Regions from separate parts of the Homo sapiens genome. Here regions 1 and 2 are each linked to region 3. A link is a loop called in an ENCODE intact Hi-C map of the cell type or tissue named here. Cell type or tissue: endothelial cell of umbilical vein. All regions are shown on one strand.

Evidence for each region. Hi-C counts contacts between places; a loop is a spot of excess contacts. Peaks named below come from ENCODE experiments on the same cell type or tissue, not always from the same donor. Only the 100,000 strongest peaks of a DNase experiment are listed, where the experiment ranks them.
Region 1: it touches region 3 in a loop (7-fold over the local background); 2 of 110 quality-filtered maps call a loop at or near these places.
Region 2: a loop joins it to region 3, with 6 times the contacts of the local background. A loop is called at or near these places in 5 of 110 quality-filtered maps.

What each region holds. Positions count from the first base shown.
Region 1 is chr3:30,286,966-30,291,965 of GRCh38, reverse strand. No RefSeq gene overlaps it. Among named protein-coding and RNA genes, the nearest start is that of LINC01985, 230 kb to the left of the region's middle. In endothelial cell of umbilical vein, no CTCF peak of the experiment used is centred here; DNase peaks (open chromatin) are centred at 2,405 and 4,905; H3K27ac peaks cover 4,133 bases.
Region 2 is chr3:30,656,840-30,661,839 of GRCh38, reverse strand. All of the region lies in intron 3 of TGFBR2 (transforming growth factor beta receptor 2), which reads right to left. Among named protein-coding and RNA genes, the nearest start is that of TGFBR2, 53 kb to the right of the region's middle. In endothelial cell of umbilical vein, no CTCF peak of the experiment used is centred here; DNase peaks (open chromatin) are centred at 2,359 and 3,029; H3K27ac peaks cover 5,000 bases.
Region 3 is chr3:30,536,824-30,541,823 of GRCh38, reverse strand. No RefSeq gene overlaps it. Among named protein-coding and RNA genes, the nearest start is that of LINC01985, 20 kb to the right of the region's middle. In endothelial cell of umbilical vein, no CTCF peak of the experiment used is centred here; DNase peaks (open chromatin) are centred at 1,823 and 2,903; H3K27ac peaks cover 2,857 bases.

The DNA of each region.
Region 1 (5,000 bases), 250 kb after region 3:
AACCTCATTTTTTCTCATCTGTAAAATGGTGTTAAAGTGTTTCTCTCCAGCATTATTGAAAGAATTACACAATGTAATGCACACAATATAGTTGATAAAGTGCCTAACAGTGAAAACAAAAAGAATTCAAGTGATCTCTTTCTTTCTTTACCACCCTAGTGTCTTTTCTTTTTTCTGTGTCCCTCAATGCTTTCCACCACCCTTTCAGCTGGTGTTTTTGAGAAACATTTGTTCAGCTAGAGCTTGCAGAGTGATGTTTGAAGTGTCTGTTCTAAGGAAGAGGTGATCTGAGCAGTAGCATGGACTTGTTTCTCCGCTGCTGGTTGTGGCTGTGTTTACAAGGCTACCTATTTTGACATCTGGCAGGTGTCACTGATTTTTTATTTTTTTCCATTTAAAAAGGTCATTTAGTCAAAGACAGTGCTAGAAGTTAGTTTAAAGGGTGTGATGTGTTGGTCACATCGCAGCCAGTAAGAAACGCTTTGTAGGTTATCCACATCTTTTGCTGTCCGTTTCCATATGCAATTCTGGTCACCATATTTTCCAAAGCTAAAATCTGAGATGTGGGCTGATGGTTTTTGAAACCAGGATTACTTCAGGGAGAACCAGGTCCTATGACTAATTTACCTGATTTTGAGGCTTCGAAGGCTTGTTTGAGACCCGTTCCAGAGAACTTGGTACCAGAACGTGGATTCACAGTCCAGCTTACTATTGATACAGGCCTGAGCACCCTTTAGGGTGAGGCGCCTCCTCCTGCCTGCTGTCCTGTCCCTAATTAGTCAGAAGACTTGAATTTGGCAGGAGACGGGAGCCCTGTGTCCACGAGGCAAGAGGGTCTATACTTGGTTTCAATTGACCCCCTATCAAGATTTCAGACTTGCAGTGTGGCCACCTGGCCCTGCCCTGCTTCTCCCTTTCTCGCACAGCTTCAAAACTTTACCACTTTTATTTTAAAATAAACAGGTTGGGAGAGAAATAGCGTCACCTAAGGGGGGTCATGGGAGGGAGGGAGGAAGTCATGGGGGTGGGGCGCTGGAAAGGCTTTTTCCCAGGACTCAGGGTCCTGTTCTCCCTGGCCTCTTCCTAGAGGGCCCGTTGACAGGCCACTGGGAGTGCTTATTTGGAAAGCGGATGTGTGAACCCAATGCCTGTGCGGCCACGCACTCAGCACAGGAGCCACTGTACCTGGCTGCCCTCTGAAAGGAGCAAGGGGCTACTTCCCAGGTGGCTCGGACATCACGTGGGCTCATCAGCCCCAGCGTCCGTGCCAGGTCCAGGTGCCTGCCTCTGGGTGTGTTTGAGGGAGAGTCTGCTCCCTGGCCTCACCCTGGGGAGGCCCCTGGTGCCAAGTGCTGGGGCCGCTGCAGCTGGTCAGCCTCAGCAGGCGGGAGTCTCTCTACTGAGCAACTATGCATTGTCATTGTCGGGTTCGAGGCTTGCTGTGGCTCCTTGGTGACTGGGAATTCCTTGTTTGCATGTGCTGGAATGCATGCTTTGGGGTCCCAGCTGCCCCAGACCCGCACAGGTACCCCCTTCCCATCCGAAGCCATTGGTGGAGCTTCTCTGGAAGCCAAAGCCGAAGGCAGAATCCAAGAGTCCGAGATCATTTCCCTGGAGCTCGTTTTTCTTTCCTGTAGGAACTTTATTTATTTATTTATTTATTTTTTAACTAGCACCCACCATGCTTCCGAAGGTCATGTTTCATTTTTCCTGGATCCCTACACTGAAATATTGCAGTTGTACAATTCCCAGTCTGGCCTTGTCTTGCTTGGATAAAACTTTGTATTTTGTATGGCATAGATTCCATATTGTAATGATGTTCTATGTAAAAAGAAAAAAAATGAATGAAACTGTAAATTTTATTGTTTTAACATGTATGCATGTTTAGTGATGTTTACATTTTGAAATATAATTTATGATTCACTATCAAAAAAAGAAGAAGAAGAAGTTTCTGTTCCAGTGGTGGCAGCCTAGCTTTCCTGAATTCAAACCAAAAGCAGCAGTGGTCAGTTGTACACCTAAAACCACACCATGCTATTTCCTCCACTGTGTATTTCCTGTTTGCCGCTATTCTCTGATGGTCCATGAAAATTTCATAGGAAACTCAACCAGGGAAGCAAACTGAGCATAAGAAATATTTCTGACAATAGAAATTAACTACAGCATAACATAAAGTTGAAAGAAGCCTTAGAGAAAATATTGACAACCAAATTATTTTACAACTGAAGAAGAAAGGGCAAGAAATAAGGGGAAAAGTATTGACCTGAAACCTGACATACATTTCTTCATTCAAATTATGATTACCATTAGAAGTCAATATGATTTCCAAATTTGGTAGCTGAGGAAACTGAAGGTCAGAGAAGTTAAGTAATCTGCCCAAAAACACATGGTTAATAAATGCAGGAAGTGGCAGTGTGACTTTCTCCAGAGACCATATCCTTCCACTGCAGAGTATTTACTCCCAGTAATCGAGCATTGACAGTACTTTAAATGTATTACCTCATATCTCACTACAGTGACTAAAGTTCAGTGTCACACCCAGGAAGCTGCAGCATAAAGTTAAAACATTTCTACCCACCTCCAAAGTCTTTCCCTACCAGGGAGTGGCCATTTATTGTATTGTCTGGTCTCAGCCATTAATTCCCTTATTTTGGGGTAGCTGCTTCCTGGGTGTGAGAAACATCAGTAACAAATCAGTTGAAAAGTAGGAGTAAACCAGCATTAGTGATAAGTCTTAGGAAAAGAGCTTATGCTAACAAAAGAGCTTCTAGAGAAGAAAATAATTTTCAGGATAAGAATGAAATCTGAAATTGCATTTGAGATAAATTCCTTAGCTAAAAGAGCTGAATTCTACTTATATTGCCTTCCCCTCTGTTTTAACACCATAATTTTAAAAAATAAGGTCTAGTGAAGTTTAAGAAACACCAGTCTTTCCATCTTGCTTTTAAAGCCTACAGAGTTCTGGCTGGATCTTTCAAAGGAGCCAAATGAAATGTTGCCACATGGAAAATGTAGTGCCTCCTAGAAAGGGGAAAGGTCTGTTCTAATTTCACTCTCTGAGGCATGCAGTCACTTTCCAATTTAGCTTTTTTTAAAAAAAATCAGTGGTGTCCTATTGTAACACCAACACCTGTGAAAAGAATTCATTCATGCTGGCAATTAGAGTGGAAGTTTGGGGAAGTGGGGATTTTCAAAAGAAAAGAACTAGAATTTAGTCTTTTAGTCTTTTAGTCTTTTCTCTTTCTCCTTTGTCTCTTCCTCTCCCCTCTCTCTATCCCTTTCCCCACCCCACCTTCTCTTCACCAGTTCCATCGCCCCACAACACACACACTCGCTCATGTTTTTCTATCACAACTAACAAGTTTGGTTTTGCAAATTCCTCAACAAACACTTCTCAATATTTTCCTTGGAATCTGTTTTTCAAGTTGTTACTGTTTGTGGATAGTTATTTTTTTCACATGTAAACCTGTAATTAAAATTATGCACTTACCGCAAGCCAAAATTTCATCTTGCTTTGCAGATTGAAATGACCTGTCCATTTATTTAATCTTATTAACAGCAACTGTAATCATCATTATTTAGATGCTTTTAGAACATAGCATTTTATTTATGTATTTTTGAAAGAACCTTTTTTTTTTTTTTTTAATTGCCATAGTGCTTTAGAAGCTTAGGCTCAGAAGTCAGCTTTTTCTGGGCTCGAATTCTAACCTTCCGACATCCAGCCATGAGTTTTTAGACAAATTATTTAATTGCCTTAATCATTAGTTTCCCTCATCTGTAAATCAGGATTATATAATATATATGTAATAGACTATTGGGAGAGTTAAATGAGGCTATGAATAGACAACACATAGCAATGGCTGGAATGTAGTATATAGTCAGTAAGTTAGCTATCCTCCAGCATTTTCTTCTCCGGCACCATTATAATGTGGGATATTGACAAAAGAGATTTATAAAATAAAAGAATTATATGTACAGTCTTAGTTTCTTCATGCTTCTATAACAAAATACCTGAGACTGAGTAATTTATAAACAACAGAAATCTATTTCTCACAGTTATGGAGGCTGAGAAGTCTGAGATCGAGTCACTAGCAGGTTTGCTGTTTGGTGAGTGCTAGTCTCTGCTTCAAGATGGCACTCTGTTGCTGCATCCACACATGGTGGAAGGTGGAAGGGCTAAAAAAGGGATACATTTTGGGAGAAGCTTCTTTTATAGGGCATTAATACCTTTCAAGAGGGCAGAACCGCCATGACTTAATCACCTTCTAAAGGTTTCACCTCTTAATACTATCACATTGGTGATTAAGTTTCAACATGAAATTGAGAGGGAATGCAGTCAAACCATAGCATATACAAATCATACTAAGAAAAATTTTCCAATATTGACTTTTCCAGTAATTTAAAACAGTCACAGGAATCTGTGCCACTGTAGAAAGCTGCAAATAGGGCTGCAAACGAGCACCCAGTACTTCTGATCTAACTGATGTTACAGTGAAAATGCTGTCATGACAGAGGCATGGTTACCCTGTATCCACAGGGTATGCACTGTGCCTTTTGGAAATGGAGTATGTTAATCAATGTCATAAGAGCTAAGCTGCAACATTGACTGGATATTTGAACAGGACACATCTATGGTGTAAATTCAGCTTTGAGTCATCACTTCTTTAGTTGTTGTAGCTGGAGTAAAAAAATTCATGAAAACACCAACTCATTCAATTATAGGATGCAGAAAAATTTGGAAGGGATGGAAGGCTGTTTTGTAGAACACAATGGGTATAAAAGCCTTGAGTAAGACTGAGAAATTATGATCCCATTGAAGTCATTGGACATACATTTTCTGAGTATCTGCTCTATTCTGGCAGTGTGTCTGGTCCTATAGAGGCAGTGAAGCCCAAAACAGTGCCCCAGGCCTCAAAAAGTTTCAAATCGTGAGACTGGGGTAGAAGGAGAGATGGCCTTAAGGAAAGAGGGTATGAGTCAGCTTTTGCTGCAATGATGCT
Region 2 (5,000 bases), 120 kb before region 3:
GCTATTTAAGATTCTTCATCATGTGTTTTGATAGACACAGATATAATACTTGGAATATAACTTGTGTAGCAAAGATTACAGCAGGACTCTCACCTCCTCTTCCACCAAGTGGAGTTTAAGGCTCCTGATGGTTTGTTCTTTCTGTTTTGTTTTGATTCTTTCAGCCAGATCATCCTGATTTCAAAATGACCTTAACTCACCTCTAAACCCTGGGGTCTTCATCACATGAGCAGATTCCCAGCCAGTGTTTTGACAAGTGCTCCTTTGCAATCGATTGTTTGAACCTATATGTCTGATTTTACATCTACCTGTCAAGTTTTAGAAAATTGGTCATTTCAGGCCATTAAAACCCTGATTCAGCCTTTGCTCTTTTAGGCATCCCTTCCACTGTGCTTTTCACCCTTTATGTTCCTCCTTAGGATATAGATTCCTGCTACTTCTCTTGCTCTGACTTTAAAAGGAGGGCAACCAACATTAGGAGGGTGCCTACAAGGTACCAGGCTTTGTCCAGGAAATGATGACACATCTGTCCTCCCACAAAGAGAGTTTCACACCTGATATATGTTCTTTGGAACAAGATTTTTTTTCATTTTCTTTTCTGTGTTATTGCAGTTTTCTGACTACTAAAAGCTTAGGTTTTGTTAGGATCCCCACACCTGCCCTGATTCTTTAATTCTTTTTCTGGCTGGCTGTCTGAATTACACCTTGTACTCTGTCTAGGGGCCCTCATGTTCTCAGGAAACCTGAAAGCAAGGTACATTTCTTAAGTTATTTCAGGATGCTCTCCAACAGGGAGACCAGATCGCTTTGGAAAAGCATATTCATTATTCACAATACCTGTTAGGTCACCAGAATACATCCTCTCTCTCTCCCTGGCTTTCCAGGTGAACCACAGGCTTCTGCAATTCCTTCCCACCTGAGTTTCTCACCTCCTAAAATCATGCACACAGCCTCCCTGGTCCCTGCCTTGTCTCTGCCAAGGCAGTAGCACCCAAACCTTGCCATCCAACCTTTTGGACACATTAAGGTTTAAAATGTGCTTTCCTTTAACGTATAATTTAATCAGTTTTAAAAGCTAAGATGCCTATTCCCAATGAGGCCGTTGACCTTGTTCCAAAGCAATTGCTTGTAAATTGTTGTAGAAAACAAAATAATATCCCCTCTTAAAGTGTCTTGCTATTCCTCCAAGGATGGGGTAAAACAGGTGTTGGTTTTTCTCCTCCTCTAACCTTCGAAGGCATAATTTTGGCTCCTTCCTGTGGTAGCTGCCATTCTTTAATTGTTACCGTCCCTTTCCAGGCTACAGGGGGAACGTGACGAAAAATATAAAAAGATTTGGCAGAACAAACTGTCTTGAGTCCAGTGGTTCCCAATGTGGGCTGCATATTAAAATATCTTGAAGAATTAAAAAATAATTCCTGATACCAGGCCCCAGACCAATTAAGTCAGAAACTGCAGGAGTAAGACCCAGTTAATGAGTAGTTTTTAAAGCTACTCAGGTGTTTCCAATGTGCAGCCAAGCCTAAGCATAACTACATCAGCCTGGTGGAAGAAACAGGTATTTCGAATAGGATGGGGCCTGGAAAATGAAAGACATGGGAATAATTTTAATGACTACATTTCAGAGAAATTGTTCTTGACATTGGAACCAACTATATCCTCTAATTAGGCAACAAAAGGCATATATATGTATATTTTTAAAAGTAGATAAGCAAATATAAATTATTTCTCTAAAAGTTAACATGTTTTTAAAAAAAAGCATAATTTGTAATGGCAAAATTGATATTTTCCACAACAGGTAACATGCAGGAGCGATTTAGAATACAAAAGGACTTTCCAAAGGCAAGTCATCCAGATGTCCAAATGGTGGTGAATACAGCCTCTGGAGTATACGTGGGTGGAAATAAAAGTCAATTTCACAGTGGTTAGCCACCTCCCTGAGCCTTTTTTTTCCCCTGGTGGGACACTGAGACACTCGCAAAGCAGCAAAAGGTCTCAGTGGACCCTTCTTGCCATTACTCATGGGTGTGGAGTTTATGGAACACATGGAGGCCGCAGTGGGAGAGACCTGAGGCTGCAGAGGAACCACCCGAACCTTGCTACAGCACCAGCAGTATGGGTCCGACTGCTTTCTTGGCCACTCATATCCAGTGGATGGAATTTGAGACAGCCTGTGTCCATACTAGATTCCACTCTGCTGATTCATACCAGAATGAGGTTCTAGAGTACAAATATTCACAACCAGAAAGCACATCTGGCCTCAGTGCAGCTTTGTTTACTTTGCTACTTAGGAAAAAAAAAAATCTTGAAAAGCGAGTTGCTTTTGCCTTAATTCAGTTCAAATACATTCTAAGCTTCCTTCAACTGAGTCACAGTGTCCTCTATCATGCAAAATCTTTATTATTTCCTTGGCCAGACATAGGGCCATATTGATGAATTCCAAGTGTGCTTTCTAACCAAGGCTGGTTCACAACAAAAAGCTGCTTCAGCTCTGAGTCATCACCTCAAATAACTGATTTCTCTTCTCAGGAATGAGACTAGCAACTTTAATCCATAATTTTCTTCCTCTTCTAACAACTTTTCTCAACCATATTTCCACACTTATTTTTTCTTCTGCATTTAGACCAGAAAGTAAATCTGGTTTGTTTCTTTTGAAACAAAAATGCACAGCTGGAAAGCCAGCTATTTTGAGGCGTGAGTGCACAGTTCCAAGGCAGCATACCTAAAATCCCCCAGAGCTACCAAAACACCATTTACTCTTTTCATTTCTTACATGCAAGAACTAATCATTTCCCCAAGAAGCCAGCTCCCTGGTGTTGGAGCTGAACAAACATAAAATGAGATTTGGGAGAAAGAGGGCAGCATTTCTAAGACTTCCCTTACTCGGAAAACAACGGAAGTCAACAAAATGCTCAATGCATGCGATCAGTACACAGAGTGGGTTTGCTGGATGGTGTAAAGCAACGACATTAAGGACACAATGGGTCCAGAGGGAACCAGCTGGCTGAGATGTTCTGCTAGCAAGTTAAACATAGACAGGAAACCGCGTGTCTGATACTGTAAAAAAATAATTTGTCTTCCTGCCAGAGATAGGCTAGCAAACCAAAAAGGCTGTTTTCACTTAAAAGAAATGCTACAACAATGAGAGAGGAAGGAATGAAACTTTGTGGCTACAAGAAGTCTTCTTCTCTGCCCCTCTCTCAACATCTCAGGTTAGAGGGCACACATCACCACACTAAATGCTAAAGCCTGCACATAGCTTGCGAGTCAGCAACGTGCACCACTGGGCATACATCTTATGGTCTGCTTCCCTATTTAACCACATAGATTGAACTTTGAGTCAGAAGTGGTTACTCAAGTCCTGGTTTCTAAGCTAGCAAGATATAATTGATTTATTTACTTACAGTCCTATCCCATTCCCAAAAACAACAACAACGACAACAACAAAAAACACAGTGAAAGAAGATACAGTCAAGACAGGAGCTATAATTATGACAAATGGAATATAAATGTGAGAAAACAGGGTAAAAACTGGTAAGCAAGAGTGATATTAGTATGCTAAATGTGTAGGTACATATTTGCTAGAAGCATGATTCAGATTTGACTCTAAGCTTTTCTGGTAGTTAGCATTTGAGAGAGAAACACAAAAACCATGAATATCTCTATCAGGGGTTGGCCTGAGCCCTGTTTTTGTAAATGAAGTTGTACTGGAACACAGCCACGTCCAATCACTTACACACTGTCTGTGGCTGCTACCACAGAAGAGTTGAGTAGCTGTGACAGAGACTCTGCCCTGCAAAGCTGAAAATATTTACTATCTTGCCTGTTATCAAAGAAGTTTGCAGACCCCTGCTCGGTATGCTTCAAAGTGTCCTTAAGATCAGAGGCAAACAGGTCGTCATGAGGAGAACACCTTTCTAAAACAGAGAGCCAAAATAAATGTCTCCTGGCTTCCTCATGAAGATAACAATACAATGCAGTGAACAGCATCCTCCACATTCTTTACAGTAAACATACCACTTTGATTCACAGGACTCCTTATAATGGGGAGCACCTCAATAGGACTCAGGTGGAGGAATTTGCAGGGAAGAGGAGAATACATGACGTTGGTACAAATCTCCTCACTCATCCAGCTAAAGGCAAAGATAAGAAATTTGAATCTAGTGGAACAGTAATAACTATTTACAGTCAAAATTCATTAAGTGCTCACTCTGTGCCAGGTGCCGTGCCAAGTTCTCTACATAAATAAATACATTTATCCTCAAAATAATCCTATTAAAAGTATTCATTATTTCTACTCCCATTTTTCAGAGAGGTAAACAAGTAGTTACCCCAAGAACCAAGAGCTTACACACGGCTGAGCTGGGATCTGAACACAGGCAATCAGCAGGGAAGCCATGCTCTCAGCCCTGCCCTCTGTTGTCTTCCCAACAGATGAGCATCTTACTGGCCATCGTTTATACACATCATTTCTCACGGACATGGAAACAGTGTCAGCCTGAGGTTGTGCCTCTTGCCAAGGACATGCTCAGTGATGGGTCTGGGCTGCCGTTTGGCAAACAGAACAGGTAGCCTCTTATGTAAGTTGTGCAGCCTCCCATGGGTTAAGACTGATAAAAAAGCAAACACACCACCACCACGGGAATGTGGAAGGGTAAGGGTATTCCTTCTATAAGAGACAAGATTATCTGGTTCTTCTATGATTCTCCTACGGACAAAAAGTGAGGAACAAACTATGAGATCTTGGAAAATCCCAGCTCCTCTCTGGAGACCCACTTTTTTGTCATTAAAATGAGAAGTCTGGAGGAGCCAATTCACGGGTTTCACTTCATCATAAAAATGTAATGAGTCTATGAAACAAGACAACACACCTGAAAGTAGTTAGCACAGGTGCACACATTCAGAGTAGGCTGCAATCCAAGGCAGCGATCATCACTATAGTTGTTCTATGAGTTCCCACAGCCTAGGCCATGGGCTTGCCACCACCTTGCCTACATTTC
Region 3 (5,000 bases):
AGTGACTCTTGTTTGTCTCGAGGATAAAGTTCCACTTCCTCAGCAAAGCATACAAGGCTTGCTCATTCTGAAGTTGGCTACTATGTAATGGGATCTTCCATTATGGATGGAGCTAGTAGCAATTATGGTAATAATGGCTATTCTTGGTCTGAACTGCATATCAAATCTCCCAATAAGGAATACAGGTAAATCTGTGTCTCAGGACATCAACCAGAGAGGGGTTTAACATTCAATATTTATTAAAATTTTATTATTTTCTAGGTCCAAGGGCTCTTTATAGATCAACCTATTTAATCCTCAAAACAATTCTGTGAGATAGGTAGTATTACTATTCTTACTTTATAGAAAGAGACTGAGGCACAGAAAGACTAAGTCAAATATCCCAGTACTGACCACTTAATAAACATTAGGGCTAGAGTTTAACCCCTAACAATCTAATGCCAGAGCCTGCTTAACTAATGTGCTATGTGTTACCAGCTGTCTCTATAGAAAGCTAATTCTAACTGGTATGAGATGGTATCTCATTGTGGTTTTGATTTGCATTTCTCTGATGGCCAGTGATGATGAGCATTTTTTCATGTGTCTATTGGCTGCATAAATGTCTTCTTTTGAGAAGTGTTTTTTCATATCCTTCACCCACTTCTTGGTGGGGTTGATTTTTTCTTGTAAATTTGTTTAAGGTCTTTGTAGATTCTGGATATTAGCCCTTTGTCAGATGGGTAGAATGCAAAAATTTTCTCCCATTCTGTAGGTTGCCTGTTCACTCTGATGGTAGTTTCTTTTGCTGTGCAGAAGCTCTTTAGTTTAATTAGATCCCATTTGTCAATGATGGCTTTTGTTGCCATTGCTTCTGGTGTTTTAGTCATGAAGTCCTTGCCCATGCCTATGTCCTGAATGGTATTGCCTGGGTTTTCTTCTAGGGTTTTTATGGTTTTAGGTCTAACATTTAAGTCTTTAATCCAACTTGAATTAATTTTTGTATAAGGTGTAAGGAAGGGATCCAGTTTCAGCTTTCTACCTATGGCTAGCCAGTTTTCCCAGCACCATTTATTAAATAGGGAATTCTTTCCTCATTTCTTGTTTTTGTCAGTTTTGTCAAAGATCAGTTGGTTGCAGATGTGTGGTATTATTTCTGAGGGCTCTGTTCTGTTCCATTGGTCTATACCCAAAGGATTATAAATCATGCTGCTATAAAGACACATGCACACGTATGTTTATTGTGGCACTATTCACAATAGCAAAGACTTGGAACCAACCCAAATGTCCATCAGTGATATACTGGATTAAGAAAATGTGGCACATATACACCATGGAATACTATGCAGCCATAAAAAAGGATGAGTTCATGTCCTTTGTAGGGACATGGATGAAGCTGGAAACCATCATTCTGAGCAAACTATCGCAAGGACAAAAAACCAAACACCGCATGTTCTCACTCATAGGTGGGAATTGAACAATGAGAACAGTTGGACACAGGGCAGGGAACATCACACAGTGGGGCCTGTCGTGGGGTGGGGGTAGGGAGGAGGGATAGCATTAGGAGATATAACTAATGTAAATGACAAGTTAATGGGTGCAGCACACCAACATGGCACATGTATACATATGTAACAAAACTGCACGTTGTGCACATGTACCCTAGAACTTGAAGTATAATGATAATAATAATAATAAAAAATAAGTTTAAAAAAAAAGAAAGCTAATTCTAACAGCCCAAAGATTTTCCAGGGCTGTACCATATTTCCTTCCCATATCTGTTATCAGAAGCAGAGGCCTGTGCTGTTTCCATCTTTCCCAGGATTATTTCAATAAAAGGAACGGGGGGCTTTTTTATGATTCACTCATTCATGCCTAAGTTATTAGAAGTGTGAGCTCATTTCTGGTTGACTCAGATACTTTATATAGTCATAGGCAACATCTAACACTTATTCTAGTATACTCTTACAGTTAATAAATAGTAAGAAATACAAACTCATCTGTAATGTAATAACTTCAAACTTCTAAATATTTTAAATTTAACCTTACTTGCCCAAAGTGAACTAAATCATGATGACATTTATTAAGAATTTCCTCATCCTATAGCAAAGTATAATGCATGACTGGGTGAAAAGAGGGAATTTGCACTGTGTAAATGTCCGAAGGGCCAGAAAGATTTAAATGAAATCCGGGGGTTCTATAATTTTTATATTATTTGTATGCTTATGCATGCATAAGCGAGGAAGATTAATGAAAAGAAAGGATAATTAAAATTGTGGGATATTTTCTGAATTCCTTCCTCAATAGTTCTTTGGAAATGCACAAGCCCTATTATTTTCTCCTATGTTCACTGATATGCCAAGTCACAGAATGTTGTTAGACCGGTTATTGGTGTCAAAAGTTGAAATCCTATCCAATTAATTGCTTACAACATTGCTAGAATTTCTTCACACAGTTCCCTGCAAAAGCATCTATAATACACTGGCGGGGGCTACGTCTTTGCTTTTAAGGTATTTCACTGATGGACTGAACTTGTTGAATGTCTGGTACGTGTTAATAATTAGAATACAGTTGACTATTTATACCCAGGCTTGTTCCAGAAGGGATTTAAAAAATCATTTAATAAAATACATATGAAATAGCAAATAAATGATTTAAAAAAAGACTCAGGAAATTTCAGTGAAAGTAAAAGTGAGTCAGGACACAAAAATCACACAATGAAGTCACGCATATTTTCTAGAGGTATGCCAAAAACTTGTAAGTTTCTGCTAGCCAATGAGAAGAAGGAAACACTAGAGGTGAGTGAGTCACACTACTTATAGTGTTAAATCTATCTAGTTGCTGAAGAGATGAACAATTCTATCTGATTATGAGATCAGAATTTTCTCCCAAGTCTTTACAGACAGGATACCATATATTGTCATACACATAATCTCAACAGTAAACACAGACACAAGTTATTCAGTGAAGTTTATATAATACACCTCAGTATTGGCTGCTGGCATCTCACCAAAGTGCAATTAAATAAAAAAAGAGCTACTGAGGCTAATGTGAAGAGCTGTGAGCCCATGACTCCCAGATGATTTGACTCAAACTAGGGAAGATTAGAGAACTTGTAATAGTAGTTCTTGAACATTTATATCCATAAAAATATCCCAAAACATAAAGAATGGGTTGCTGTGCTTCTTCCTCATTGAGTCAGGTTTAGTCCATCTGGAGAGAGACCCACAAATATCTGTTTTCAATTATTAGCCCTCTTTCCTTGAAGTTATTCCAATGTAGAAGGTAAGCAGACCATCATGGAAAAACCAGAGATTAAAAGCAACAAGTAGCATTATTTGATATCAATTAATGAACTATCAGAGGATACTAGCAAGAAATGATCATTTTAACTTGAGATTAATTGATCTGTAACAAGTTTTGGGGGTAGTGTTAATATAAACTTGTTGAGCTGCCCTACTAGGGAGGATGCTGTACTAGAAAATATTTTTTCCTTTTCTCTACAAAGTGAAAATACCCACTGCATCAAAGAATGGATGGGGATAGAAAATCACTCAGAATTGTTGAGTGGAGACTTCTTAAAGGTGCCATTTCTTAGATGTGTGGTTGTGGGAAGAGGTCTTATTAGAATTATGTTTTTGGGATGTTGGACACTTTTCAGAAAATTGTGGCCCTGTGTAATGAAAGTTATGATGTGGTCTCCACATTCCCACTTCAGTACTTAGGCATTTGATCACCCAGCTGCCAGGAGTCTTTTCTTCTGATGGTTCTTCACAGAAATTGTCCTCCTTACCAAGGTTATATGCTTAACGCAGCTAGCATCCCATGACCCACTGGTGCAGAGAGACAAGACCTGGATGGATATCTCTGAAGGACCATCTTGTATTACAGCTTCTCTTGAGATTAGCTGAAGTCTTTGTAGGACCTGCATCACAGTTTGACTTCTTCCTCCTTCCAATCCTTTGTTCCTTACCCCTTGCAGATGTAGATCCCTAGAGGATTCTCCCCAAACTTCCTGCTCACAACCATCTCAGATTCCACTTCCTAGAGAATCTGACCTAAGACGTGGATATAAATCTCCTGATCTTCACCTCACTGATGCTACTACCTATGTTCCTTTGCAATTTGATTTTAATTATATTCACCCACCTTTCCTTTCTGTATCTGTCTTTTATTTTTCTTCAGCTCTGTTCTTGATATTTAAGGGCTTCTTAGTGTGGACACCTTTTTACTTCCTCAATGATTTTTTTTTTTTTTTTTTTTTTTGAGACAGAGTCTCACTGTGTTGCCTAGGCTGGAGTGCAGTGGAGCAATCTCAACTCGCTGCAACCTTCAACTGCCAGGTTCAAGCAATTCTCCTACCTCAGCTTCCCGAGTAGCTGGGATTACAGACATGTGCCACCATGCCTGGCTAATTTTTTTGTATTTTTGATAGAAAATACAATTTTTTTTTTTTCGTATTTTTGGTAGAGACGGGGTTTCGCCATGTTGGTCAGGCTGGTCTCAAACTTCTGACTTCAGGTGATCCACCCGCCTCGGCCTCCCAAAGTGCTGGGATTACAGGTGTGAGCCGCCACTGTACCCGGCCTGTTCCTCACTGATCTTAAAGGATTTATTTGTTCTGTACTTTGTTATCTCTTTTTGTGAGTCTGACCCAAAACAGGTCTGCTAAGCCTTAAAGATGAGGCATATGAGGTACTACTTAAGCAAACATATGTGCAAATGTGTGCAGGAGTGTGTGTAGGCGTATGTGCACACATACATATACACAGAACAAGGAGGTTTTTGTAATCCAATGCATTTGAGAAATATGACTTAAATGGGTAAGTTACTGCAGGAGTTCTCAGAGTCTGTAAAGTGCTAGTGTGAATTGTGAATCTCCACATTGTACATTATAGAACCCTCCTCTTTTCCCTTTTTATTGATGTAAAATTTTTTTTTTGAGATGGAGTCTTGCTCCGTCGCCCAGCCTGGAGTGCAGTGGCGCGATCTCTACTCACTGCAAGCTCCGCCTCCTGGGTTCA